Linked DNA regions of Homo sapiens: regions 1 and 2 are each linked to region 3. The links are chromatin loops, found by intact Hi-C in ENCODE. Cell type or tissue: B cell. All regions are shown on one strand. Each heading gives the region's core, and the rest is flanking DNA. Links, peaks and the distances in the headings are about the cores only.

The links. A loop is a pair of places that touch in the nucleus more often than their neighbours do. Peaks named below come from ENCODE experiments on the same cell type or tissue, not always from the same donor. Only the 100,000 strongest peaks of a DNase experiment are listed, where the experiment ranks them.
Region 1: it touches region 3 in a loop (2.3-fold over the local background); 2 of 110 quality-filtered maps call a loop at or near these places.
Region 2: it touches region 3 in a loop (2.3-fold over the local background); 6 of 110 quality-filtered maps call a loop at or near these places.

The regions. Positions count from the first base shown.
Region 1 is chr14:68,323,749-68,331,748 of GRCh38, reverse strand. All of the region lies in intron 8 of RAD51B (RAD51 paralog B), which reads right to left. Among named protein-coding and RNA genes, the nearest start is that of RAD51B-AS1, 360 kb to the left of the region's middle. In B cell, for the core only: no CTCF peak of the experiment used is centred there; DNase peaks (open chromatin) are centred at 4,278 and 5,988; H3K4me3 peaks cover 695 bases; H3K27ac peaks cover 2,781 bases.
Region 2 is chr14:68,471,884-68,479,883 of GRCh38, reverse strand. It overlaps RAD51B (RAD51 paralog B), which reads right to left. Exons shown (of 11, transcript NM_133510.4): 11 at 1,791-2,236. The coding sequence ends at 2,220. Among named protein-coding and RNA genes, the nearest start is that of RAD51B-AS1, 210 kb to the left of the region's middle. RefSeq lists enhancers at 3,325-3,544, 2,541-3,740. In B cell, for the core only: no CTCF peak of the experiment used is centred there; DNase peaks (open chromatin) are centred at 2,523 and 3,193; H3K4me3 peaks cover 956 bases; H3K27ac peaks cover 4,188 bases.
Region 3 is chr14:68,265,364-68,273,363 of GRCh38, reverse strand. The region is part of intron 7 of RAD51B (RAD51 paralog B); the gene reads right to left. Among named protein-coding and RNA genes, the nearest start is that of RAD51B-AS1, 420 kb to the left of the region's middle. RefSeq lists enhancers at 4,314-4,493, 4,644-4,793, 5,144-5,263. In B cell, for the core only: no CTCF peak of the experiment used is centred there; DNase peaks (open chromatin) are centred at 4,963 and 6,193; H3K4me3 peaks cover 1,448 bases; H3K27ac peaks cover 5,000 bases.

The DNA.
Region 1 (8,000 bases), core at 2,027-7,026, 58 kb before region 3:
AGCAGACTCACTTAAAAGCTGGAAACCCTCCTGGATAAATTACTTTTAAGTGACTATGTGGGCTCCATGAAGGGGAAATGACTGCTGGTGCAGAACATGCGGAATCTGTCTCAGCGATGTGGCCCAGGAAATTGCAGAACCCAGTTGTGGAGCTAATTAGTAGATATGTGGATGCATGAAAACTATAGTCACAGGAGCTTGTACTTACACAAAACATCCTGACTTGCCACATAGTAGAACTCAACAAAATGGCCCAACTAGTACAGAAAGATGTGGAGCAACATATGGACTTTTTTTTTTTTAAACTTTAAGTTTTAAATAAGTATAGATCCATTGAAACCACAATAATGCCAACACCATTGCTTTTTTTTTTTTTTTTTTGAGACAGAGTCTCGTTCTGTAGCCCAGGCTGGAGTGCAGTGGCATGATCTTGGCTCATTGCAACCTCTGCCTCCCAGGTCCTGGTTCAAGCAATTCTCCTGCCTCAGCCTCCCGAGTAGCTAGGATTATAGGCACGCGCCACCATGCCCAGCTAATTTTTGTATTTTTAGTAGAGACGGGGTTTCACCCTGTTAGCCAGGCTGGTCTTGAACTCCTGACCTCATGATCTACCCGCCTTGGCCTTCCAAAGTGCTGGGATTACAGGCGTGAGCCACCGCGCCCGGCCAGCTATTGTTCTTTAGAATAGCTTTTCCATGTATAAACCTAGAATTGTTTTTAAAACTATATTTTAAAAGTAAAATATAGTTTTCTGAGTCTTGGTTTGTATTCTCTGGATCCAAAATTATGCCAATTAAGTTGCAGTAGGAAATATGCCACATACATACTAGAGCTGACATTAAATGCTCCTGATTCCATATGGAACACTTAATTCTACCCCTCCAAACACACTGTCACCAATACTAAACTGTCCCATGATTTGCCTCACTTATCTTATCTAGTTAATGAAGAAACTAACTGTGAATTGCTAATGGCTATACTGAAAGAGTAGAAAATAAAAATCCTATATTTTATTATTACTTTAATGCTAGTATTCCTTTGTTTTTGTTTTGATTTTTTTCTGATATGCTGTTTGTCTATATACAATATTTGCTTCTTCAAAGGCATGTTATGAATGTTGGAAGTAACTCCTGGGCAGAATGACACCTAAGGCAAACCAGCCAGTGTTTCCTCATCTTACCTTTTAAGACATACAGCAAGTGGTTCCACACTCTTTTGATAAGTACATCCTCAATCTGGTAATCATAGAATCTTAGTGAAGAAAAATCTTAAAGGTCATCTAGTCCAATGTCACACCCAGTACAAGAATCCTATTTGCTTGAAAAAATCCTTCCTTTGTAAAAATGAAATGTCTAAGGCAATTTTCTCTTAATATACTCAGTGGAAGGGGGAAACATCTGGACACCTTTTTCTTTATAAGAACTCTTTCTATACTTAAACACCATTTATTTTCTTCCTTCAATCTTCTTTTCTTTTAGTTAAATAGCCTACTTTCATCGCTCTTCAGAGATGTGATTTTCCATGCTTTTAATCATTTCAATTGCTTTCCACATCCTCTGAACATGCAGAAGCACAACCTAGGCATGGCAGCTGAATGAGAGCTTTGCTAGTATCTTATTAATGCTGAATATGGTGACTCAGTTTTTAATGCCAGGCTCTTGTTAACGTAGCCTAGCATCATGTTAGATTTTGGAGTGTTTTTTTCTTTAACATAATTGACTCTTTACTTCAAATTTTCATGCTATCAATTTTTTTTTTTTTTTTTTTGAGACAGAGTCTCGGTCTGTTGCCCAGGCTGGAGTGCTGTGGCACGATCTCGGCTCACTGCACACTCCACCTCCTGGGTTCATGCCTTTCTCCTGCCTCAGCCTCCCGAGTAGCTGGGACTACAGGTGTGCAGCGCCATGCCCAGCCCATTTTTTCGTACTTTTAGTAGAGACGGGGTTTCACCATGTTGGTCAGGATGGTCTCGATCTCCTGACCTCGTGATCCACCTGCCTCGGCCTCCCAAAGTGCTGGGATTATAGGCGTGAGCCACCGGGCCCGGCCCAAAAAATATTTTTAACATTAACTTATTTAAAATAAAAATCCTCAGATTATTTAAGATGATCTTTTTAAAGGTAAAAACCAGCCTCTACAGGGTTTTAGCAATATTTAATTACAGATACCACACACAGTTGGTAATACACCCTATTATTGGTCCCAAGTTTCCAGAATTCTGTATGTATATTATCATGCTCTCTGGAACCAAAGAAAAGGAAAGGTACCTTCTGTAGATTTCTGGAATTCTTAGCTGAAGCTGACATTCCTATCTTTTTAGTAGCTTGTAGCCTCCATGGGGCTGTGGATCCCAGAAGTTGTTGAATTCTCAGATGTGCTGGTATTTGACTCAGGAGTTTGGGTTATAAGTGACAGAGTGCACATTCAAATTGACATAATAAGCCTGGGTGTGGTAGCTCATGCCTGTAATTCCAGCACTTTGGGAGGCTAAGGCAGGAGGATGGCTTGAGGCCAGGAGTTTGAGACCAGATTGGGCAACATAGTGAGACCCCATCTCTACAAAAAATAAAAAATTAGCTGGATGTGGTGGCATACACCTCTTGTCTTAGCTACTTGGGAAGCTAAGGTGGGAGGATCACTTGAGCCTAGGAGTGTGAAGTTATAGTGTGCTATGATCATGCCACTGCACTCCAGCCTGGGCAACAGCAAAAGACCCTGTCTCAAAAAATATATACATAAATAAAAATAAAAAGTGACATAATATACAAAATAACTGGTAGGGCTGGGGATAGATTTAACGGGTTGTATGACCAAGGTAGCTGAACTTGAGTGGTCAAATGATGATGAGAACCAGTCTCTCTCCATCTTTCAGCTCTTCCTTGCAGTGTGTTGTTAGTCTTAGGCAGGCTTCTCCAAAGTGGTGGCTACAGGCTTTCACTGTACCAATTTAGTGACCCTAGCTTACAGAGGCTCCTCTTCCCCAGAAGGCTCGGCCAAATTCTTATGGTTGGATTCTCACATGCTCAGCTTCGGTTACATATTCATTTCTAAACCAAGCACTGAAACTCGTTTGGTCTGACCCAAGTTCAGAGACAACCTCTAGAGTTGGAGGATGGGGTCAGTTCCATGTGAACCACATAGATGGAGAAGAAAAATTGAAGTTCTGTTTCCAAAAGCCAGGGGAGCTGGACAGGGGAGAACACAGGGTTCTTCTATTCATAGCTCCCTCAGTGTCTCCTCATGGCTGTCAAGGAATCCACAAATGGTATAGTCCATTATATGGAGTATGGAATCACTAAAGGCTTGAAGAACAAATCCACTGGCTAGCTTTGTGACTACTGGCTCATTACCAGCACAAGACCTTAAACACTTAAGGACAATGGAAGCACTGCCTAGCAATGCACAGGAGAAAAGTTTGTTGGGTTGAAATGAAAGGAGGGGTGGAGAAAGGGTTAAGAAGATACAGTACTTTCTGTGTAATTTCAGGGAGCAAAACCTAAGAATTAGAGAAATTGTTCCCATAGATCTAAGAAAAAGCATATATTTAAAGCCTGTAATGAGCATTTCTTTGTGTCCTGGTTCAGTAATGTTCTGATCAAAATTTTGCAGTGACTTTAGGGCAGCTTAGTAAAACAGGCAGAGTGGCAATAGAACAAGGCTGCATAAAGGTACCTGAGGTATATAGGAAGGGAAGAAGGGACAGAGGGTTCCATAGGGAAGTGAGTGCCTATGGGACTCTAGGCAGAGGTAGGTTAGCTGTTCCAGTAAATCACCTACCTTTTGACAGTGATTTAAAGGGTTTCTTGCTGAATGATAGTAAAATAAATACGTATTAGTGAATAACTAGAAGACAAAATCCTATTCTGAAACACAAATACTGTGCTGAAATGTACCAGGATCGTGTTTACTAAGGCACAGTGATTAAATTTTAAATTCCAGTTTATTTTTCCTTTTATAGTCACAGATATTCCTTTGTACTTATAAGTTGACTTTAATTTATGAATATTATATACTTTTTTTTAATAATACCTTCTCGAAGATTAATATCTACTCATAATGGTTAGAACTTGAAATAATTACAGTCTGTTTACCTTTGGCTCCTTGTTGAATCTTAAGTTAATTATAAAAATATTTGTAAGAAATAAAAATAACCTCATTGGGTAATATGGTCATTGATATTAAAAGCAAAAGGGAACCAGGAAATTTAGTTGGATTCCCAGAGGAGTCTTTGGCTGAGAAAGGTTTGGGAAGCACCACACTAGCTAGATGCCTCCAAGCGTAATATACTCTTGGCCTAAGCGTAGAAGGAGAAAGCAGTAGACAGAAAAAGGGGAAATGGAACAACTCTTTGTTAAAAAAAAAAAAACAACAAAAAAAAACAAACTGAAGAATAGCATTTTTATTCTCTGTGTGCTCTGGAGGAAATTTATACACAATCCCTCACCCCTCTCCACCAAAAAAATGTGGCGGGAGGTCAAACTAATGACACTGAGAAAAATATCTGACATCATCAGATTGATAGTTTAAGAACTATGGCAGAAATACTTTAAATCTATTAAAATTTTAGTTTTCTAAAACAGATAAAATTAAGATACACACCCTTACCTCTAAAATCAAGTGTGAAACATGTTTGCTGGATATCTTCCTGTGTGCCCCTCTAGATTTACTCACAATCATTCTTCACCTGCTCTCTGCCCTGGGACCTGGCCTGTGTGTGTCACATCAACAGGACTCTCCTGGGTTGGGCCACTGGGGTGCACCGGTAGGAGATTTGAAGGAGCAGAGTGATGTTGGGCTATGGACTGGCTGTGCCTCTTGATGGAAGGTCTCAGATCCTGCTAGGCAGTCTTTTCCACACAGCCCCCTCTATCTCCTTGCTTCCAGAAACCAGCCTGTTCCCTCACCTTCTCAATCTAGGGGCACTAATGGAGCCCCACTGTAATTAGCCTCGGAATACTAAAGTGCACCATCTCTTTCCTGATGGCATCCTGGCTGACACAATATGTAATATTTTAGGTTGAAAAAAATGTAATTAGGTTATAGAAAAAGTTCTAGTGGCAACCTGTGCTCATTTTATGTCTACTCCTAACATTTACTACTATTTGTATTAGAGTTGAGTGTGGGCCAAGCCTAGGCATAAGGAGGTTTATAATCAAAAGCCTTTAGTTCTCTGTTCATGATCTAGTCATAGATACAGACTGGGCTGGAAGAAGAACTACTTGGCTTTTATTACATTGACACAAGCCCAACTTTCCTCAAACCCCTACATGTCCTTACAACCTGTCACCCTTTCTTTTTACTGGGTAGTAGTGGGGCAAATAGCACTGTGAGTAAGAGGGTCCAGGATGGTACTAAACACACAGTAAGTTTACTTGGGGAAACATGTTTTACTTAAAGAATAATAACATTGGCCGGGCTTGGTGGCTCATGCCTGTAATCCTAGCACTCTGGGAGGCCGAGGCAGGTGGATCACCTGAGGTCAGGAGTTCAAGACCAGCCTGACCAACATGGAGAAACTCCGTCTCTATTAAAAATACAACATTAGCCGGGTGTGGTGGTGCATGCCTGTAATACCAGCTACTCGGGAGGCTGAGACAGGAGAATTGCTTGAACCTGGGAGGCGAAGGTTGCAGTGAGCCGAGATTGCACCATTGCACTCCAGCCTGGGAAACAAGCGTGAAACTCCGTCTCAAAAAAAAAAAAAAAAAAAGAAAAGAAAAAGAATAACAACATTATTCAATTAGTATTTAATAAAAGATGAAAATAAATTGTTACAACTAAGCACCTCAACAGCAAGAACCATGTCTTACCATTTTTCCATTCCCCAGACCTAGCACAGAGCTTGACACTTAGTAGAGAGCCATTAAAAAACACTCAGATAAATTACAGTGTTAAGTTCTAAGGTACAATAGGATGGTCAGTGCTATGGGTGGTGACAGTTGTGTATACTGAGTGTATATTTATGCCTGGGTTCCCTTTCACTGTTCTTAATAGAACATCATCGATGTCTCCCTTGGTGTGGTATTTAGCCTATTTTGGGTCCTGGAAAGGTTTGGGAAGCACCACGCTAACTAGATGCCTCCAAGTGTAATATACTCTTGGCCTAAGCGTAGAAGGAGAAAGCAGTAGACAGAAAAAGGGGAAATGGAACAACTCTTTTTAAAAAAAAAAAAAATGAGAATGTGATGAAACAATATACCTACACACCAAAAGATAAGTCAAGGACGAAAGATAAAAAAATACTCTTAATCAAGATGTTCTACATCATACTGAAGCAGATATAGTCCCTGTGCAATAAAAGGGCGGGGCATGAAGTACTCTATGAGGAATCTGAAGAAGTTCATTCCAGTTCAGACTTCACAAAAATATAACCTAGAGAAACTTAATTTCTTTATCCAAACCCCCAACTTCTGATAATGGGTACCTATGATGGTGGTTGTTGATAATGATAGCTCTCACTACAGGCCAGGCATTGTGCTAAGTGTTTTACATATTTTAATGCATTTAACCCTCAAAAACATATCTTAACTCACTTAATCCTTATTAGGTAGGTACTACTATTATCCTCATTTTAAACATTAAGAAGTTGGACACAAGGAGGATTAGCAGACTGCTCAAGATCATAAAAGTAGTTAGTGAAGGAGGCAGCATTAGACCCAGGTTGTCCCACTCAAAGGCCTGAGCTCATACCTGCTCCTAACTACCTCACTCCACTAATGGAATTTATTAAAACATACTCGTTGAGGAGCTAATGGAGTGTAAGGCACTGTGTTAGTTGCTGTGGGAGACTCAGAGACATATACAACAGAGTTTTCCCTGAAGAATGCATAAATGCTAGGGGAGGGGATAGCCGGGTAAAGCCTCATTTGCATTAATAATACCACATGGTACAGGTGAGGAATAACTGGGGGTGAGCATCAGCACTACCGAAGTAAAGCATGAGTAGATAAGTCAAAAGCAGCCTAGGAGGTGATATAAACCTCCAGAGAAAAGGATACTTCAACAGGAATCCAGAGACTTTGAAAAACTAATGGTAGGGATGAAAATTTGAAGGAACTAGGTGAAAAAATAGTCACACTCTAGAAAAAAACTTTATATTCAACATTAATATACAACATGAAACACAAAAGTTTCTATCTTAAGTATATTATTTACATAACATAAAAGGAAAAAAGTTCTAGAGAGGTCTTTCAGATCATTAGAAGATGCCACTTGAAAGCCAGAGCACGTGCAGACTGAGCCCCGGCCAGTCCTGGTTCTTGATCTTGTCATGTGCTGGGCTGTGTGCCAGGTGTCAGAGATAAAGAGATAGGGTACCTACCCTCAAGAAGCATACAGTTTATTGGGAAAGACAAACTACTGTGCAATTTACTATAAAATGTTTTGGTGCCCATGACAGCAGGGGATGAATAGAGTCTATGAGATGAGGCCTGGATGGCTCATCAAGTGTCATCCCTGCCCAGATGTGCGGGTTGGGTATAGATGGTTTGTTGAATCTACTTGGGCTCAAATGGTCCATTCTAACACTGAGTGGACTTTAGAATGTAAAACAAGAGATTACTTGAGAACCACCCAAACAGCACTGTAAGTAAACTACATACCATTTATTAATATGCCAGGCACTTATAAAATAAATTATAGCATGTACACCTGTGAGTGTGGCTTTATTTATAATCCTCTAAGAGGTTTAACTTTTTAGAGATTGGAGGTACCTGTCTTAGCTTTTATTCTCAGCTTCTTTCCTACTGTTCTTGGCTGTCTTTTAGCTTCTAAGGACTCACAATGGTATGCCCTGTTCAACAGGTCCGCTGGGCTCTTTCTGCATGCTCTCATGGAATCTGAATATCATGCTTGAAGGTGAAGCTTGAACTCCAGAAAAATGCCTCCACTCCCGCTTCCATTCTCTGTGTGTGAAGCATCAGTGCATCACTTTCTCTGATGCAGGGCTGGGCTTCCCCAGGAGTCTCACTCTGTCATTCAGGCTGGAGTGCAGTGGCACG
Region 2 (8,000 bases), core at 1,233-6,232, 210 kb before region 3:
CAGCCTGGGCAACACAGTAGAGACTCTGTCTCTACAAAAAATAAAAAATTAGCCAGGTGTGGTGATGCCCATCTGTGGTCCCAGCTACTTCGGAGGCTGAGGTTGGAGTATTGCTTGAGCCTGGGAGGTTGAGGCTGCAGTGAGCTGTGATAGCACTGCTGTACTCCAGACTGGGAGACAGAGTGAGACTCTGGCAAAAAAAAAAAAAAAAAAAAAGAAGAATAAGAAGAAAGACCACCCCCAAACCAGGGAAATCTGTGTATTTTTATGCTTAAGTTTGATGAAGAGTAGACAGTCAGGCAGAAGTATGATTGGAGGACTAAAGAGTATGATCTAATGGGAATAAACTGGGGGAAATTTAGCAAGGCCTGTTTGTTCAGATTCTTCTCTGTCCCTGTGTCTTCAGAGATAAGGACATTCCTTTCCTCTGGGTAGAGAGTGAACACTTCAGGAATGAACATTTTACAACCTGCTTCAGGAGAGGAGGGGTGAGGGGAAGGTGACAACGGCCTTCCTGCCTCTGCTGTTTTTTCAAGGCCAACGTGCCGGATTTTGGAGTACTGTATCCTGAACCCTACCTCCAACTTCTCAAATAGTCCCTTGATGTCTGAAATTAACCAATTCATGTCATAAGAATCCACAGGAAATGTATATTTCCTGATTAAATACGAAAACTCACCTTGGTTTTCACCAACATTCTATTGAACATCCCAAGTTCTCAAAATGTACCTCACTCAGAGGGAGACACATGGTCACAGCCTGGGACATCTTCCTGCTCTGCCTCTTCCAGGTCTACCCAAATCCTTCTTGCCTTCCGATGCACAGCACACCAATACCTTCCCTGATTCACTCCAGCTGAATAAGATGCTCTTCCTATTGCCCTTGCTGCCCGGGGCTTGGATGTGATTCTGCTTTATATTATAGTTAATAGTTTGTAAGTCTTTTCCCATTCCTTGGAGTACATTTTTGGAGGGCAGGCACACACTGAGCTTTGTTTTCAAGCTTTACCTGAGCACTTGGTATGCGCTCAACAAATACTGAGTCGTTAAAGGACTCAGTCTTTCTTCATCAATCTTCATCAATCTGCACCTACTTGGTGCACAGCACTCTGTTGGGCACTCATAGGAGACATGAAATAGGATGAGACTTGATTCTAGCCCTCAATGCACTAAAAATCTCTGATGGAGGAGCAGGTACAAAGTGATTCTACAGAGGACAGCTTGAGGTCACTAACAACCTGGGTAAGATAGGTCACAAGGCCAAAGGCTGGAAAGATTTAATGCCTGGCTTTGAAGGGGCTAAAGCCCCCAGACCTTGCCCTGAACCCAGTCTGATGCTTCAATCAGAGCCTCATGGCAGTAGGAGTGTGTAGGCTGGGTGTTCTACTGGAAACGACTAAATTATCCTACGGGTCACCAATTGATTTATTTGCTAATTGACTGGCCCAGCTTTGGGCTTTAAATCTAAAGAAATCATTTCATCCTTTATTAAATACTGCATGAGTCTCAGTCTTTGTTCTGCAGGGCTATACACAATATACCAATAAAACTTGAATTTACACTACAATAGTTATGCCACTAATGACCTTCAAATGCCACTAATACCATACATGCTCCACTTCTCGGCTGGATCTGAACCTGTCAGTGAATTCTGAGCCCATCGACCTCCCTCTGACACAGAGTCGACCCCCTTGCCCATGCCCGCCCCCAGCCTCCCACATCATTCCATGATTTCATTTCTGAATCGGTTACTATTTGGAGACCCCAATTCCTTTACACCTACTCTTTTTATCTGGTAGACAATACTTTATTCGGAAATGTTCCCTCCTGTAATTACAAATCTTGTTAGTCATCCTCCTCCTCTCCCCAGGAGGATTGTGGGCTTTAATTAATTAATGTGGTTAAACCGCTTTGAGGTGCCTGGTTGAAAGGTGCTATATAAGTGCAAATTATTATTATGGCTGTTGACATCCCATGGCGGCAAAGCCCTCAGCCCTACACATCTAGAGACCTGAACAAAGGCTTCTTCATCTTCACCTTCCCTGCTAGGTCTGAAATCGCTAGCTCAATGGTTTAGGAGCAAATCTGTTACCATCTCAACAGCAATCAACTAATTAATCCCCATTATGTCAGCTTCCGTTTCCTTCTTCCAAGCAGTACGGTCCTGTTTTATTTCACAAATCACACCCCCATCAACTCTAGACAAAGGTCACAGTATCCCTATGGCTTCTCTTGGCCTAAAGGAAAAAAAAAAAAAAGAGAAAGTTTGAAAAAAAAAAATTGTTATGAAATGCACTAACTTCCCACCAGCAACCTAAATGGAACTTTCCTCCAACAGCAGTCCTCTTTCATACGTATTGCCCACAGAGCCACTGGCCTTGCAAACCAGAGATCCAGAAACACAGCGGAAGTGTGGGTTAGGGTCCCGCAGCCCTGGCTTGACTAAGGATAGCTATAGACAAAAGGGGAGTGTCGCTGCACTGGGTGGGAAGAGGTCATCCACAGAAGCAAGCACCCCTCTTCAGCTTTCTCTATGACCCCCAAGTTTCCCCTGAGAAAGCCAGCTGCCATCTGTAGCCAGGAAGCCCTCACAAAGGCAGGGGACCATGATTTAGATGTTTTGTGCTATATCTAGCACACCACAGTCCTTAACAAATGCCCAATACTTCCACTATGATGGTAGCCATTGAAAGCAGCCCTGTGGGGGAGACTTGGCCTCGCATAGGGACGCGGCTGACCAAAACACTCCTTACAAGGTTGTGCCTCACACCCTTTGTTCCAGTGGATGTGGGCAAGCCTCAGGGGGTCATGTCTTCATCTGCCTTCATTTATCCTCCCTATTGAAGGGCTCCTTCAGGACACTGGTCAGCCTCTGTGGGAAATGATTTGGAGAGCAACAAAAGAACCTGGGCTCTCTGGGAGGGCTTCAGAATTCAGTAAACATCTGGACATGGAAGGCCAGGTTCTCAAGCAGTCTAGCTGGGGAGATGTCAAAAGAGAGAAAGAGCTGTGTCTGCAATGCAAGCCCTTAGTTCTGTGGCGACATTTGTTGTAGAAAGACACAGACACCCCAGTAGGTAGATAGGAAGATTTTTCAAAAGCTCCTCTATTTGTCGGGTTTTGTGAGTTCAGTGCACTGTTTGTCAGTTCTCATGGCATGTGTGAGGAAACAGAAGTTTCGCATGGCTGGCGAGCAGCATGTGATGGGTGTTCTGACTCTGTGTGAGCTATGAATAACCTGAGGTTGCATAAGCCTGTCCTGGTAGTTGCTGTTAAGCTGTCTGTTATCCTTGAAGTTTGTAAAGCCCTCATGGGTCAAGATGACTTACTGGATTCTCACCCACGAGCACATTTTAATTGACAAAAAAATTAAGCACTAAGTGGCGAAATGATTTACACTTCATCGGTGAAATTCAGGATCTGAACTCTTGACTCTCAACGTTGCCTTTATTGTTGAGTCAATCCATTTAGAACACATTAGTCAGCATGACTCAACATTCACTACTAATCAGCATTAGTGATGGAACTAATCAGCATTCCCCAGTGTCCCTGAATCTATCCTCAAATAGCAAAAGAAATTGGCTTCTGTCAAGAGACAATGGAATGCGGTTTTTGTCAGTATTCACAAGCTGAAATCCAGTCCAAGTCCCACGTACTCTCAAGAACCTACCTCAGTCATCCTACTTGGAATAAGTCTATTCCCTTTATCCTTCTATATTCCACTGTTTGAACCTTGGTAATAGGTATCACAGTTGGCTTTTGATTAAACTTATTTAACTACATCTCTCCTAACTAGATTCTGGGCTACTAAAAGGAAGGGACCTTTTTTTTTTTTTTTTCAGCCTTATATCTCTTGACCCCTGAGCACCATGCTTTGTGAACAATAGATGCTCAACAAATATTTGCTGAACTGAACTCACTGAAATGCAGCTTAAATCATATTCCAGAAAGAACATGAAGTTCTTTGGAAGAGACTTTCAAAGAAAATCAACAACCTGAATTGATTTAACATATTTTGGTACTGTTACCTGGCCATTTTTGCAAATGCAAATTGTTAACTCTGCAAAGATAGCCAAGTGGCTTCCAGGTTCTAAAAGAGAAATGTAAATCCAGTCTAACTATAGTCCAGGCCTTGGAATAAAGTTTTTCTCAATAATGTTATTTCAACTGATATTTTGTTTCATTTTTTTTTTAAAAGTGGAGGTAGGAAAAAACATTTTGGAAAAAAAAAAGTGTTTGGTCTATGACTTTGGACCCAAGTTCATGCCCTGCCTTGTGCTATAAGCAATAGTAGCTCTCATTGAAGTTTCTTTCCTGGATACTGCATAAAAGCAAAACACATACTAAAGTTCCTTCCTGAAGGAGATTCTGTTTTGGGTGGGCAGAACAAGATTTTTGGGTGCTGATCCTTGGTGAAGTGATACCCTTTCTCTTCTACTTTAGAGTCTGGAACCAAAGAGGGTCCTGATGGCACTTTTCAATACATACAATATTTATGCTGCATTTTAAGAGTATAACTCTATTATGCAACAAGCCCAGCCCTTACGTCTGTACTATTGCACCTAATCTCTGCAACTGGGCTCTTCAGAAAGGGCTGTGTCACCGAATATTCATTTTCTTTTCTCATGATAACAGAAATCCCGAAATTTAGCTGGGTATATGGCCACCCAGATTAATGACTATATTTTTAGCCTTTCTGATCATATATTTACAGACTGGCCAACATCATATAAACAGAAATAATGTGTATAACTTCTGGTTAATGTCCTTAAGGGATGGGGGATGCTTTCTCTCCCACCACCATTCTCTATCTCATGCACATCCTGCTACTGGGATGGAGGGCATGATGCTGAACCATTCTGGACCATGGTAACGGCAACATCCTAGGTGTGACAGAGCAAAAAGTCAATGGCCTGGGCTCTTCGATAGACATGTAGAGCTAAGCTGCCAAACCAGCTCTGGACTGCATTCCTCCTCGGCACTACAGGAGGAAGCAGTACATCTCTATCATGTATACCACTGTTAGTTTAGGTTATAGTTACACCTGGCCAAACTTATAATCTAACTGCACTCAGGGACTTCGTTGAAGGATTATTGTATCAGTATGACCAATCCATTTTAGCTTAGAATTTCCAGATTCAAATTTCAGGACAGGCCTGAAGTATCTCAACAGAGGCTCATGAAGCCTGAGAGGTAAGTTGTCACAGGGGCTTCCCTGATGGAAGATGAGAGGGCCCAAACCCACTTCGGATTTTCTAAAATCTTAGGAGCCCAGGCTGAGGGCTTAGAAATGGCTACAAACCCAATTTTGAGGCAGTGAACATTACTTTACCTTTCTGGAACTCAGTTTCCTCAAGTGAGAATCAGGGTGATGGATGAGATTAAAAGCTCACTTTCTGGGAACTATTATATAGTTAACTTTAGGGAAATGAAGAATTTTTTTAAGATAGAGAGAGATGGGGTTTTGCTCTGTCACTCAGGCTAGAGTGCAGTGCATCCCTAAAGAAGGCATGAGAAGACTGCCTATGGAAAGATGACAACAAACTTAACGATTATACGAGGCTGCAGAGAAATTGGTCTACTATCTCCAGAACGAGTATAAATTGGTAAAAGTCTTTGGAGAGCAATTTGGGAAGATATAGTAAATGGAAACGTGTAGACACTCTGACCAGCCATTCCATTTTTTATATATACCTAGTGAAACTCTCATACCTAAACATCAAGAAGCACAGGTAATAAAATTGTTACAAATAATCAAAATTTCCATAAGTAGGGGAGTGGGTAGCATGTGGTACATTCACACACTGAATGGATGTGGATATCTAAGGTGAAAGAATGTGACCTGTGTATCACGTGGCCTGTGTATCATGTGACCTGTGTATCACATGGCTATATTACAAAAACAGTGTTAAGCAACAAAAGCAAGTTGTGAAATCGTGTACAATAAATCATTTATGCAAATTTCAGAATGCACTCAAAATCAATCATTATACTATGTGTGGATTCACATATATGTAGAAAAGTTTTTAAGAATGGAGAGGAAAGATGTAGACCAAACTCTGGAGAGTTTCCACTTTTGTGGAGGAATGTGGGATAAGGAGGGAATGGACCAGGAATAGGTACAAAGGAGTCCTAAAGTTTGTCAAGTTTCATTCCTGTAAATAAAAAAAAAATCTGAAACAAATGGGACAAAATTTTAGTATTTATTTGGGGTGTTAGATTCACCTGTTTTCTTTTATGATTTTCTGTACTGTTCTGTATTTAAAATTTTTTTTCATATATTATAAAATATTTCCAAATATTGTAAAATCTCTCTTCAAGGCTGATTGCCAGAAAAAAAAAGTAAACAAAGCAGAGAGCCTGTGTGAGAAGATGTCATGGAGGGAGGGGATGTAAAGTGAATGTGCACAGGGGAGAAGAGAACTGAACAGATACGAGTCCTTCCTCTCCTTTCTCATCTCCCTGGGAGGTCCCACACTAAGAGGCAGGCAGAAGCAGCAAAGGAGAGCGCCTTGGCCTAGACAAACTTTCCGAGGCTGCAGTGGCACCTGGCAGGCTGGGGACAATGTGACAGGCCTGCTTTGCCTTCTTCTCCATGACCTCTGGGAGAGGAGTTCACTCTCTTTGCTCCATTGAGTTCCAGGGCTCTTTGCCCAGGCTCCTACAAGAATGCCAGGCTGTGCCAGGTGCGGAGGTGGTATTTACCATGCAGATACCTCTGTACCTGGATGGAAATAAATTGAGAATCTTCTGGGTCACTTTGAGTCCAGCAGCATAAAACATTTTGATAGGTTACTGATTCAAACTGAAATCTGATGAACTCAAGTGGTGGTATTTGGGGGGACATTTTTGTCAATAAATCATCCAGCTGGCTCAGTGACTAAAAAAATGGGGTGGGAAAACTTAACGCAAGTTTGTGACAAGGGAACAAACAGAAGAGATTAATGCCTGTCCTGATACATTTCAAAAGGTGATCAAACTGTTCTTGATTGCAAAAGCAAAGCAAGAAAGATGAGGCACATAGCTTTCCAGCTCTAAAAAAGATCGCTGTTGCTTTGTTTTCTGTTTTCTTCTGCCACCCTATGCCAAGTGGTTGGAGATATGGGAAACTAATTTCATCTCCAGCACCTTCTCCGGACCTGTCTCAGGGTGCCCTGGTCTCCCCAGCTCCCGCTCATTCAAACCTACACTAATAGACGACAGCCCCAGGATCCAAATTAAACCTGTCATACCTGACTTTGATTTTGCAAAAATGATATAAAAAACACACTTCTGTCTTACTGAGGAACTAAGCCACTATCTTCTGTCCTGTTCCAAACAACCTGGCTTTTCTTTTACAAATCCTCCCCAGATCCCTGAGGAAAGGAGTAACGGGGAGGCTGTGCTAGATCAACCCTTCATTCCCCTGGACCTCCCCTTCCTTAGGTTCTGTTTCACCAAGTCCGCAGGTGTTTGTGCCTATGAGCCCCTGAAAACTAGGAGGGCTCCCGGAGAGCTGGGACCTGGGTTTTCCTCTAGGCCTCCTGCAGCGCCAGCAACACAGCCCAGCTGCTTTCAATGACAGAATCTTTATTCTTGGCCTTGAGTCCCAGCTGTGTTCTGGGTGGCACAACATTCGGGGCTTGCTAAGGGAACAAAGGACATGACCAGAGGAGAGGTGGGTCAACCTGGAGCTCACTGTAAACTCCCTTTCCTTTCTGCTGCCAGATGCTTCTGTGGGCACACACCATTAAAGCTGATTCCCAGAACCAACTCCTGCTCTTACCTCTCCACTAGGCCCCAGCACACTTGAGCATCACTCTAAGAGGCTAGCCAAACTGCTGAGCTTTTTCACTTAGTGGGCACTGAGACTTGCATGGTGAACTCTGGGGACCAAAGGAAAAATGGATTCATGAGATCCCCTCCTACCCCAACATTTCCCACTTCATTGCACAGAGAGGCTCAACTCTCTCTCTGCCTGGGATCTCAGAGTCCAAACCCTCAGGAAACTGGTGGCTGTGA
Region 3 (8,000 bases), core at 2,007-7,006:
AGCTTTGGGACCAAGAACAGGGCCAGGTTCACCTGAGAGTAATAGGCTTTTGGCCAAAAGCTGATCACCAGGCAAAAAACACCTTGGGAGACTTCCTGACTCTGGATAGCAGCCTCCTCCTGCTCAGGAGCTGCCCTAACCTTAGTGTCCTCATCACACTGCCTTAAGCAAAATCATAACCACCAGTTAATCTCAGTTATTCCCCTACATTACACTAAATAATCAAGAGACAATTGTGTCTGACCACTTGTAGGAAGACACAGTGGTCACTCGTGGCTCTTTTCAAGCAAAGATATTCTTCAACAGTTGCTTTCAGGACCCCACAGGACATCATGGGCAGAAGCCGAAGTTCTAGAACTTTTAAAATATAGAAAGTGTTGGGCCAGGCGCAGTGGCTCACGCCTGTAATCCCAGCACTTTGGGAGGCCGAGGCAGGCGGATCACCAGGTCAAGAGATCGAGACCATCCTGGCTAACACGGTGAAACCCCATCTCTACTAAAAATACAAAAAATTAGCCAGGCAAGGTGGTGGGCACCTGTAGTCCCAGCTACTGGGGAGGCTGAGGCAGGAGAATGGTGTGAACCCGGGGGCAGAGCCTGCAGTGAGCCGAGATCACGCCACTGCACTATAGCCTGGGTGACAGAGAGAGACTCCATCTCAAAAAAAAAAAAAAAAAAAAAAAAAAAAAAAAAAAAAATATATATATATATATATATATATATATATAAAGTGTTTATAAACAAAATACCATGGTAATAGAACATTTCAATTTTTTATACAGAAAACATAATAATAAGTATTATTGAGTACTTCCAAAGTGCTCTTTACATGTAGTATCTCATTTAATCTTCACAAAGCCCTAAGGTATAGGATCATTCTATTTGTCATATACATTTATTTATTTACAAAGATGGAAAATAAGATATGGCAACATTGAATAATTTGGTCAGGGTCATACAGCAGAATGGAGCAAGGATTCATAACTGGGTCGTCCACTTAGTGGGTGTGGTTCTCAGCGGCAGCGAAGTGTCTTGCTGAGAGTCACACAGCAAATGAGAAATAGAGCCAGGAAGAGGCATCTCTTGTCTTTTACTATAAGTCTGCAGAAGGAAGTGGAAGCCAATGAAACCCTTGAGACATTATAATCTCCCCTAAGTACAGCCACTACAGCCAATTCCATTAGCTCCAAACCAGCTGAGCAAATGCCTGAGTTATATTAAGCCCCCACAGTGATCACGTGGTGAAGAAATGCCTCTGTGCAACTGCATCCAAAAATTAGAAATTAAGTTCTGAAATCATAACAGAACTGTTGGTGACAGGGCAAAAAGTGTGGCACACAAAAATTGCTTGCTGTTTCATTTTCGAGTTGAAACAAGTATCTCACAAAGATAACTTCATGCATTTGCCTTACTTCCCCCTGGAGAAAGGAGAACAAAAAGAAAATGGCAAATTTGGGAGGCTCCCAGAGTTCTAATAAAGTTGTCCTTCATTTATTGTCAAGGCCACCATTTATTGAGCAATTACTATGATGTGTGAGCAATAAAGCTAAGCACCTTTCAAACATTATCATCATCGTCATCTTCAATTAATTAGTCCCTTGTTACGAGTTGATCAGTCTGCTAAGCACTACGCAGAGATTACCTCCTTTAATCCTGGCCACTCTCCTGTGAGGCAGGCCATAGTATTTTATACCCATTTGACAGGTAAAGAAAATGAGCTTAGAGGGCTTCTAAAAATTGTATAAGGTAATGGGAGAGCCATAACTGGAAGCTAAAGCCCAGAACCCATATCCATTGGACGATAAAGCCTTGTTTCTTACCTACCATGCTGTATTGCCTATTTATCTTTTTTTTTTATCTTCACAACACACTTTCAAGGTGCTATAATATTCATTTTATAGATGAGAAAAATGAGTCTCAGAGAGGTTAAATCACTTTCTAAAGACACACAGCTGGTAAGCAGCAAAGCTGGGATTCAAACCCAGGCTTGTTTTACTCCAAAGCCCAAGCTTTTCATCACTACACTACAGTATCTGTCTTTTCACTAGGATGTCAGTGCATTCATTTAATAAATATTTATCAAAGCCTTACTATGCACCAAGCACTGCTGTAGGCACTTGGGATACAATGTGAATAAAACAGATAGAAATCCTTCCCTGTAGTTTACATTCTAGTGGTGGGAGGCAGACAATAAACGTAATAAATGACAAATGATACAGTATGTTAGAAAGTGATCATTACTATGGGAAACAAACTAGGGTAAGGGAGATTTAGCTTAAGGTGTGGGAATAGGTTGCAATTTTAAACAAAATGGGCGACAGAGGCTTCATGGGAAAAAGAAATATGAACATAGAGTTAATGAAGCAGAGGACAGTACACATATGAATATTCAGTCAATTCTATAACTCTTCAACAGAAATCTGTAAAGAGAAATCCTTTAACATCTTATCTCATGTACAAATATCAAGGAAGCAGAAAAGTTAAAAAGCCAAGGGCCTGGGCTTTATCCCCTAACTTGCAAAAATGCATACTGCAAGGAGATAAAAAAAAATACACACATAGCTCATCTGCCATAAAAGATGGAAATGGTAAGGTTGGTAGCTGTATCTAGGCAAAGAAAAAAAAGAGACAGAGAGAGAGCTAAATATTTTACCTATCAAGAATTAGCTCCCAAAGTCAGTGGCGTTTCCCAGGCAATCTGGGTGATGTCTTCATCAAGCTCTCAGTCTACAGATGTTAACATTATAAAACTATTCCCATAAAATTACACTGCATAACAGCCGAAGACTGGCTGAACCCCTGTGACCCAAATGTGCTATCTCCAGAAAAACCAACAAGGCAAGCTATATTACACTTTCCATGAGTACACAAAGCCTAGACTATTCTGAGTAAAAGTTCATTACTTGGAGAGTTCAGCCTAAGACTGTGGGAAATTACAGAAATAATCTCTTCATCCAAATAAAAAAAGAACTCCTCTATTAGGAAAGATCCTGAAAATGTATCCCTCTATTCCAGACTCTCTAATAAGGAAAAATTAAGGCTAGACACTGAATTTTGGTGCTTTGCCTCCTCTATGAATGGCCTTCAGTGAACCATCTGCTCCTTACAGGTCACAAACAAATTTTATTGGCCATATCTGAGGATATAGCAACATATATTCTACAGGGCTTCTCCTGTTTTGGGCTGGATCGCAGGGCATGTAACAAACTAAAGGAATTGAAGAAGCAGAACTGCCTAGTGAGACTAATGGAAGTTAAGGTTGCAAAGTTATCGCAAAGTTATTCTTAGGGTTAGTATTAGTAAAGTATTACATGACTACCTGAAATGTATTTCTATTTTTGATTTCCTTGTTGACCCTTTGGAAAAAGAGGGTGGTTCTATAGTAGCTGTTTCCAATTGGCAGTTGTGCATGACCAGAAGCTTCAGATCAAGTGAGTCAACCAGGACCTCAATCCAAGGCCTGTGTTCCACTACTGGACAACAGCCCTTTTCATGGTACAGATTCCGCAAAAGAGAGACAAAGGAAGAGAGGGAAGCAAAAGCCAGGAGAGAGGTAAATAACTTCCAATTCAATCCCTCATTGAGTCCACATGTGTTTACTGAGCAACCGCTGGGGAACAGGCGTTGTTCCAGCTTCTGGGTAACAACAGAGAACCAGACTAAGACAACCTCTTTCTGCCCTTGTAGAGTGAGACCCCCTAGTCAGGGTCCAACAGTAAACAAGAAAACCAGGAAATGAGCAGGCAATTTCAGATATGATGAGTGATGTGAGGAAATAAAATATCGGGTGTAGATACTGATAGGACAGTCAGGGGAGTCCTGTCTGAGACAGGACATTCAGGCTGAGATCTGAGTGACGATCCTGCGGTAGCACAGGGTTCAGGGCAGGGTCCCAGGCAGGGGAGATGTGTAGAAAGGTCCTAAAGAGAAAGATGCTTACGATGCCCTGGGAACCCAGAGTAGATCAGCATGGCTGGAATTACTGCAAGAGGTGGTCAGAGCAGTGGGCAGGGCTGAGTCAGGCAGTGCCTTGGAGGCTGGCACCCAGCCTTGGGTTTGGTTGCAAGAGTGTGGGAGACCACTGGTGGCTCTGAAGCAGGAGACTGACATGATCTGGTTTATGTTTTAAAATGTGCTGATTGTGAGGAGTCAAACACCAACATTTAATCCTCCCATGAAGGCACAGCTTTTGTGTTCTTTGTAACACGCTTAAAATATTCATGAGTGCTCAATTCCTCTTGGCTGGGGGGAAAAAAGAAATTATATACCAAAGCTCTTCTTCTTCAGGCCACTGAGTGTTGGGAGAAGCAGAGAGACAGAAACACTGGGCCCCAAAGACATGCTGGCAGGGGGGCCCATCTTCTCAGGGTGGCCAAGGGTGGCGCCTGAGGGGAGAAGGTGTCTGATCACACTGTGGCTGCTATAGTTGAATCTGAACAGTAGCAGTGGCACCAAAGCAGAATATTTCTGGTTGGAAACACTTTCAAATGGAATTCCAGTTCATCTAAGGCAGGATGTGGTCTCATTCTATCAGTCAGTAAGTACTTATTACATCTCTACTAAATGCAGTCTAGGAACAAACAAAGATGAAAAAGTGAATGCTGTGTAAATTAAAGATGCTCTGTGCCTTTGAGGATTTGAAAGTCTCATGGAGAAGATAAGACAAAAGAGGGAAAATATCCACAGTGGTATACACAGCTATCTTCACATATATGTAGATATTTAGAGATAGAGCTAAAACCCAGATCTTTTGATTCCTAGTTCATCACTATCTCAGGTGAACAAATCCACAAAGCCCATAGTTTATGATTCTAATTGTGATGAGATGTGAACAGACATTTTGCCAGGAATCCGTAACTCCCACTATTACCCCCTATAAGACAAAGGTCATCCACAAACAGCCACTTGGCAGAATCCACTTCAGCAAACTCAATCTCTTCCAACCCACCACCAGTTTCACTTCCCTGTGGGGAAGATACAAAATGTACATGGGAGGAAGTGAGAGTGACGTGCTGGTGATCAGTTGTCTTTTCTGAAAAAGTGCAATCTACACAATGATATGTATGTATACACAGAGGCAAATGGCTGCATGATGTGTATGTATGTGTGTATGTGCACACATACATGCATTTTAATAGCTCATTCAAGAAAAATAAGCAGGACCTGGATATGTTAGGTGTCTGAAGTGATAGTTCCCAGAATGGTAGGACAAAATTGACCTGGCTTCTCTAGCCAGCAGGAAATGCAATTCTCTTCCTGCTGCTCAAGGAGAAATGTTAGAACTCCATCAGAGGCTTTATGTTAGTCTCTCCTAGCCACTCTATTCCTAATAAAAATGGCATTTAGGTCACTTACTTAAAACAACAGTGATTTATAACTGCAGCTGAGAACTGCATGGAAGTCTGCAGCACATTATTTGACATCTGAAAAGTTTGGTTTTATCTGTGTAAAATGAGAACCATAAAACTGACAATCCCAGAATCAGGACAGGGAAGCTTCAGCATGAAATAAATTGTTTAATTATGACAGAGCATGGTGAAAACAGCAGCCACTAACATTTTTATATGATATTCATACACAAAGTGATACGATTAATCTGATGTTAACTCAGATATATCAGCCCAATAGATTATAATCCTCTATTGTGAGCTAGAGAGACATAAAATGAAGTTATGGGCCCATAAGCAAAATATTTTTAAAATAAATTCCCTTATGGGTTTGAGGACCCTCCTTCAAGGGTCTCTATACATACTATGGGAGTTCTGGCATAATCCCTCTACAAAGTGGCCCATATCTAGAAGTACTGGTCTTTTTATTAATATTAGTGTTTGCCAAATAACCAATCAAACCTTACACACAAATTCTTTCATTTGAAAGAATTCTAGAAGACTAATTCTTTCATTTGACTCTCCCAGTGGTAAACATGTTCTCTTTGACATCATCTCTTTGATGTTAAATGAAATGACATTAAAGTAAGTTTCTAGATTTGCATAAAGGAATTTTTTTCATATAATACCATATGTATTTGTCTTACCCCAGTTGTGCAAATTGAGGTATGTTTTTAATATCTGCGGTTGTCACGGTTTTCCTATTATTAGGGCTACTCTGGGGATTTGAATCAGCTGGATTGTTCACCTTCAGAGCTCAAAACCAAAAGAGCAAGAATTTCCAAAGAGCAAAAAAGTATCGTCTTTGCGGAAAGCACAATACTCTTCCCCTTTTCGAGTTGCTTTTTACCTATCTGAAGAACACCAGGCCATCAGAGGCAATGCACTGGGTTAGACTTACAAGTCAACTTTTCAGGAGAAACAGCACCTAGAGAGAGCTCGAGGTTTGGTCTCCGACTTTAGAGCTGATTCAGAATTCTGATTCTGTTTTCCTAGAAGATGAGCCCCACATCTCTGTAACTTTTTGCGTAATGTATAGAACTACATAAATAATTGGTGTGCTGATATTTGTGATAAAACAATAATGTTTATATATTTTTACAGCACTTTACAAAGTGTTTTCATATTTATTACACATTTGAGGCACAGCCTTGTAAGGTTGGTACTACTATCATCCCTATTTTATAGAGATATCAGAGTCACCAGGAATACATGTAATTTGTCAAAAGACACTCAGCTCTTAAGTAGTAGAGTCAGAATTTGATCTCATAGTCTGTCCTCTATTGATTTGTACCTCATTCCCTCTGATAACTTTGCTTAGATCAAAAAGCCATCGCCCTTCCAGGGAAATGTTGGGGCTTAGAACAGGATACCCCCAAATATGGCACCCTGGCATACCAAGCATTTTAAGCTAAAGGACATTGGAAAACCACAGAAACAGGAAGGTCACTCTCTGACCTTCTCTTGCCTTTCCCTCTGAAGCAGGCCATAAAATAATTTTCTGACCTATCTTCCCTAAAAGTAGGCCTTAAGATCTTCATTCCAGAGGGGTCCTACCCTATACTTGGAAGCCATTCGAACAAACAGGGCTTGCAAAGTTCTCCCTAGTTGATTACCATTAGATGATACTCTGTGGTGCTCCAATCATACTTCTGTATGACTATCCATATAAATACACAGTTTTCCCTGGGTCTTTGGGTCATTTCTAAGGGCTTCAGTGTCACATAAAACTCTGTTAAATAAATTTGTTATGCTTTTTGCTTGTTACTCTGCCTTTGCTATAGGGTTCAGTAATGAACCTTGCAATAGGTGAGAAAAAGACATTACTTCTTCTAACCCTACAGCTCCTGGTGCCCAAACAGGAACCTAAAGCCTACCCCCAACAGTGCAAACACCAATCACTTGCCAGGCAAGGACTGCTCAGGGGTAGGGATACAAATAAAGAACAAATTTGATGGGAACATCCATCTATAAACCCAGTGCATGCACTTAATCCAATTTAGTAGTGCTACACCTTATTAAATGTCCATTTCCAATGCTGCTACATTTATAATTCATGTTATAAATGAGCACAATTATATTTATATCTCTCTCAAAATGCCAACCATCTACTAGAGTGAATTGTTTTCTTCCTCTGTGCTACTTGATTCATACCAACAGAATAGCATTTATCATATTATTATATTATACAGTTAGTTATGTTATTTTTATTTTTTATTTTTTAAGACAGAGTCTCACTCTGTTGCCCAGGCAGGAGTGCAGTGGTATGTGATCTCAGCTCATTGCAACCTCCGCCTCCTGGGTTCAAGTGATTCTCCTGCCTCAGCCTCCCGAGCAGCTGGGATTACAGGCACATGCCACCACGCCCAGCTAATTTTTGTATTTTATTAGTAGAAATGGGGTTTTACCATATTGGCCAGGCTGGTCTTGAACTCCTGACCTCAGGTGTTCCACCTGCCTCAGCCTCCCAAAGTGCTAGGATTACAGGTGTGAGCCACCGCGCCTGGCCGACAGTTAGTTATTTTTATACCAGTCTGCCCCACTGGTCTGGGAGCATCTTAAAAACAAGAACCATGTCCCATTCATTTTGAACATAGCACCTGGTATGCCTTA